Linked DNA regions of Homo sapiens: region 1 is linked to region 2. Evidence: chromatin loops called from intact Hi-C (ENCODE). Cell type or tissue: dorsolateral prefrontal cortex. All regions are shown on one strand. Each heading gives the region's core, and the rest is flanking DNA. Links, peaks and the distances in the headings are about the cores only.

Region 1 (2,812 bases), core at 208-2,707, 330 kb after region 2:
GGAAGGAACTCCAAAAAAAAGGCATTCTACCCCATGTTCTCAGAGTTGACTTATATAGTCAAAAAGAAGAGGGTCCTTGTTAGTGGCTGGAGTTAAAATCCCAAAGCACAGTCCGCCAAAACCTCATCCAGATGCAAGTGTGTGGTCACTGGTCATGCATTTCTGTTTGCTGAATTCCATACAGCCAAGGCAACTGCGTTGCCTTGCTGAAGATCCACAGGGGAAAAAAGTTATGTGTGCTAGGATGAAAAAACATGCAAGCAGAGTTCTCCCTCATTGTCAGGAATGTTTGATACAGCAATGTTTATTCCATGGCCTCCATCCATGGAAAATGTGCTATCAGACTTTAAGAGGAGTAAATCAACACAGGTCTTCCTTATTGGCCACTCATTTTGTTAAAATGACATAATATCATAGAGGATCATCTATTTCAATAAGAACAATTTTCTGAAATTATAATAGTACATGCATTTTAGTGAAATAACTACTGTAAGAGTCTTTTAAAAAGGTATCTAAGTTGTCATTAGGTACCATATGCTTTTCTTCAACTAATTTCTTACACCCTCTGGGAAAAGTTTACGATAATGATATCCTAACAGATTGTTGCCTTTCTTCATTGGAGTACATTCATTTATGAGGTCATTCTATTTGGGTGTGTCATTTTATATTTAACGTATGTATTATTCACATTAAGGTAGTATAATTCATTGTTTTCTGTATCAAGTAGAGATCACTACATAAGTCATTTATTTCTACCTTAAAAGATTGCTTCTTGTCAAATGCTCCACTGGCTTTACCATTCCTGTGATTTGAGTTGTATGATTGTTAATATAAAATATTTAGAATGATTGAAGTGTGGAAGAGTTCAAATTTGAATTGAAAATTTCCTGGTAGTCTCTTGGAAAATAGCACTAATACTCATTGACTGCTGGCTATATGCCCAGGCTTGTTCCAAGTTTTATGTGTGTTAACCCACCCATCCTCACAACAATCCCATGAGGTGTGTTATTATGACTATCCCCATTTTACAAACAGAAAAACCAAGACCTGAGAGGTTAAGTAACCTGCCCGTAGCTAAGGAGCTACTAAGTGCTGTTTCTGGGATTCAAACCCAGGAAGTCTGGCACCAGGATCTGCTCTCTTAACCCCTCCCCTCTGTTGCCACTTCAAACCCTGGGGTGATGGAACAGAATCGATTTTATTGCTTCTAAAGAGCATTTACTTACTCTTTTAAACGAGTGCAAATAGATCGTCCTCTTTAGCCAGGGAGAGAAGGAAGAGCTATTCAAGAAGGGATCTAAACAAGAAGCAAGAACTTGTTCTTTCTCATGCTCCATGGAAAGGCATGGTGAACAAGGCAAACTATGTCTTACTCCCCCTGGTGTTCAGAAAGGGAGCCTACCGGGGGCCCTTCATCAGATTTGGGGAAAGGGGCCCCAGGACGGCTTCAATTTCTTTTCTGTTCCTAGGCTGGAGAAATAAAAAGCAGCCAGGATGTGATACAGGGGTTTTTTTTCTCATCTGTTTTTGCTCTCAATGCTTGCAATGAGTTAGAAACAAGTCGACATCCACTTGCAGCCCTTGACAGACAAAGTTATTAAAATTTCTAATTTCCTAAAATTTCTCCTGTCCTCCACCCCATCCATTCTGCTACGCCCCTGGCCTTCTGCCAGGGTGTCTGGTTTTCCATAATTAAGATGGTGGTTCATATAATCTTTTTTTTCCCTGTCTTCTACCGTGGCTGCTGGGCATCTGTTCCAAAATGTCTATCACAGTTGCCTTGGTATTGTCAGCTTGGAGTTTCTGATAGCCCAGCATTTGATAGAGAAAAATTTAAGATCACCTCGAATTTTCAAGGCAACTTGGGACCTTGATTCCTTTCATTAGATACAATAATACTTGAACCGTTCGTTTGAAAGAGTGGCTCAGCCCTGGCTACCTGTTGCTCTCACTTGGGAGCTTTAAAACAAATACCAGTACTTGGGCCCATCCCCAGAAGGTTTGAATCATTTCTTCTGGGGTGGAGCCCAGGCATCAGTATTTTTTTTACATGAGGTCACGGTTGCAAAACACTGGGCTGAATTAATCTTCTGGCTTAAATTTGAATACCAAGACCCTGAAAGGCCTTGGCTCAGAAATAAGTAAAATTCATTTAAATGACCAGTTGTAGCTCCCATGACCTGCCTCTTGAAATGCAAAAAAGGGTTTTCGCCATGCAGTTATAGTCATTCACAGATTGGTGGGATAGCATGAAGTTCTTCACTTCACACTTTCTAAGGGCCCCCTCTACCCCGCACCCCTGGACCTCCTCTGGCCATATCCTCTTCTTTTCAGCTTATCTTCAGCCTTAGACAAACCTCAGGGCATTCATTAGAAATTATTTTCATGACAGTGGCTGTTGTACTGAGTGTTCAGTAAATAAAAATCTGTATGTGACTTAGTCCAATAAGCAGAGGCTATTGTTATGGTGTGAGGCTGCTTCTATTTCTTATCTGTGAAATAGAAGCAATGATGCCTGCCTTGCCAAATTGTTCACAGTTTATATAATTTATATGAAATATCCTGATCTACCCACTATCACGCAGCAGTAATGCCTCTCTTTTCCAGTTATTTGGAAACTTCCCAGTTCAGTGAAGGGATTTCTCTTATTCTCTTATTCTAACAGGCAGCCAGTTCCTCTTCTTACTACGGTATTGCCCAACAGGATCAGCTCAGCTTTTCAGGGATGTCAGAGAGGAATGGCTCTCATATCTCTCGTCAGTCTTTAGGGTCTCGAGACCCTAAAGACTGACAGCAATCCAGGACTTTTGTG
Region 2 (2,812 bases), core at 143-2,642:
CTCTCTCTGCATTTGTGCCAGGGAAGATTTGCAGCTCCTATCACTTTAAAATGTCCCCTGGAGTTACATTTTGTTAGATCTTGAGCTCCAGCAAGATTCTCTGCCAAACTTAGTACAGTCTTGGGGCCTCTTGAGTTGTGGAAGCCGGAGGTGCGCCATCTGCTTACTTTAAAATCACAGTGAATGCTGTATGGAACTGGTTATTTTCAGTTCCTTTTTTTTTATTTCCGAATTTTATTTAAATTTCAGGGGTACATGTGCAGGATGTGCAGGTTTGTTACATAGGTAAACGAGTGCCATGGTGGTTTGCCACACAGATCATCCCATCACCTAGGTATTAAGCCCAGCATCTATTAGCAATTCTTCCTGATGCTCTCCCTCCTCCCCACCCACCTTCCTACAGGCCCCAGTGTGTGTTGTTCCTCTATTTTCAGTTTCTATATAACTTTCTGTTCCTTAGACATTTGTTTCTTGGAACCTACATCTATAAGAAGCTTAGCTATATTTCATATTGAGTATTTTTCCCATGAGTGGAAATTCTAAATTGAAAAAAAATCAACTAATCCTACACACAATTCTGTAACAGTGTAGTCTAGGTAAAATGCAATACTAGAATGCCATTCAAATTCTTTACCCGAGAATTAGCTGCAATAGCCAGAAACTAATGTGGCTTTTCAAATATTTAGGTTTAGCGTAATTATAAATGTACATAACTAATGATTCATGAACTCTCAAATTATACATCTGCGTTTGATTTTATGTTGAAGTGTTTTTAAATCCTCAGAAAATGATGTTACCAAATGTTTCTGGCTCACTAAATGTTCTATTTAAAAAAATTCTTAATCAAAGGCAAAGACTCATCCGGCACCTTCATATAAAATTTGATGAGTGGGAGATACATTTCTTGTAATGTAAATGTAAATGCATCCGGCTGAAGGAATTCAGAGACAATCTTCTGGAATCTTAAACACAATTAATAACCCACCAAGATGATGATCACTGGTGTTTTATATTCCTTCTGAGAAAGGCTATAAGACAAAGCATGGATTGACTGAAGATGGAAATACATGTGACAAAGTCACAGTGTGAATGGACAGGTTAGGTCCCCCATCCCATCATCGTCACTGTCTTACCTGACTGCTTACTGCTTATCATCCTGACGGTGCAGGATTCTTCCTTGGCCAGAGAGGATTTTGCTGGAGTCAGAAATTCAACCAACCGTATTGCCACTGGGTGGCACAATTGGAAGTCTCTAAAGAGGTCTGGGCTTTAAAAGGGCCTCTCCCTCTGTCCGAAGGACTGGGATTTATAAATACTAAAGCTGCCGGCCATTGTGATTGCTTTTACTTTGGGACTGTTTATAAAAGTGAGGGAGTCTGTGGCCTTTCAAAGAGTGTGGATTTCACATTGGAAGCCTCTGTGTTGTTATTCTATAGGAAATTAACTGGAGTATTTTTTAAGTTTGTCTTATTTTTGATCTGATGAATCCAAGGAGTGGAGCAAGAGGCAGATTTTGGACACGGTTATGAGAATGACAGAAACTGCCTAAAGCATTTATGCTCTGGCATTCGTCCCTGTTTCTGGAGGTCCAGTAAGGTAGGCAACAGCCATGTGTAGCTATTTAAATTAAAATTAATTAAGATTGAATAAATTAAAAATTCAGACCCTCAGTCATACTAGCCACATTTCAGTTGCTCAACATGTGGCTACTAGCTACCATATTGTACAATACAGATATGGAACATTTCCCTCATTGCAGAAAGCTCTAGGCAAGGCTACTGATATTCTTTTGTTATTGTCCTCAAAAGAATAGACAAATACTGGATGTTTTTTGCTCATGCTACCTGAAAACCTTAGGAAGTGTTATTCACTAGCATTGATTGTGCAATGTGACCCAACAAACATTTATTTAACATTTACCCTATGTTAGATAGATATATTTTGCAATGCTGCAATGTTGTGTTACCAAAGTTTAGGAGCCAGGGCAAACTAATATACACATTGGATAATGTGTTTGATGGACATCAACATGGTCTTGAAATTGAATCTACATGTTGCGTATTGTAAGAATCAATCTATACCACTAAGATTTTGATAATTAAATGTAATTATTCAGTCAGTCCTAATTTCTCCGGATCCATTTTTGTGTAATGTGTTGCCCTTTTCATCCTGTTTTCCGTTTTGTTATTTATACTGCTTTTTAGCTTTATTTATTTATTTATTTATTTATTTATTTATTTATTTATTTATTTATTACTACCTTAGGTGTTTCATTTCACTCATACAGGGAGGGATGCTCACCTTGTCAAACTGTGACCCTCCATTACCCGTGCAAGGATTGCTTGAACTAGGCTTCTCACCTTCCTCATATGGTGCTAGTTCTCAAGTTTTGGCTCCCATTGAGAATATCACATTTACACACTGACTGAATGGGCTGTGAGAAGATAATTTGCTTGTCTAATATTTGTGTCAACATTCAGGAGTTTTGATTACATTTATATGCCGTCAAGGCAGCTTGGTGAAAAATGAAAATTTCAGGCAATTTTGTCCTTTTCTCAACAGAGCGTATGTCCATCTCCAGGTGGCTGGTGTTGGGTGGACAATAAACAGATTCAATTCTACAGTTATTGAACATGTCTATGTGCCATGCCCCTGTGCGTAGTACCTGTGGGGACAAAGGTGCATTCAAAACAGCCCATGCTTTTGAGGAGTTTTCATACTAGCAGTAAAAAAAATACACATTTAAACAAAAATCCCAGTGAACATTTCCTGTTGCCAAAACGTTTTGAAACCATGGATAGTCTGTGCCGAA

What was found. A loop is a pair of places that touch in the nucleus more often than their neighbours do. Peaks named below come from ENCODE experiments on the same cell type or tissue, not always from the same donor. Only the 100,000 strongest peaks of a DNase experiment are listed, where the experiment ranks them.
Region 1: it touches region 2 in a loop (3.0-fold over the local background); 41 of 110 quality-filtered maps call a loop at or near these places.

Annotation. Positions count from the first base shown.
Region 1 is chr7:28,625,433-28,628,244 of GRCh38, forward strand. All of the region lies in intron 5 of CREB5 (cAMP responsive element binding protein 5), which reads left to right. Among named protein-coding and RNA genes, the nearest start is that of CREB5, 210 kb to the left of the region's middle. In dorsolateral prefrontal cortex, for the core only: CTCF peaks have their summits at 1,396 (motif pointing left) and 1,597; no DNase peak of the experiment used is centred there.
Region 2 is chr7:28,297,846-28,300,657 of GRCh38, forward strand. It overlaps a transcript of CREB5 not described here. Among named protein-coding and RNA genes, the nearest start is that of CREB5, 110 kb to the right of the region's middle. In dorsolateral prefrontal cortex, for the core only: a CTCF peak has its summit at 1,225 (motif pointing right); DNase peaks (open chromatin) are centred at 143 and 1,216; H3K27ac peaks cover 1,275 bases.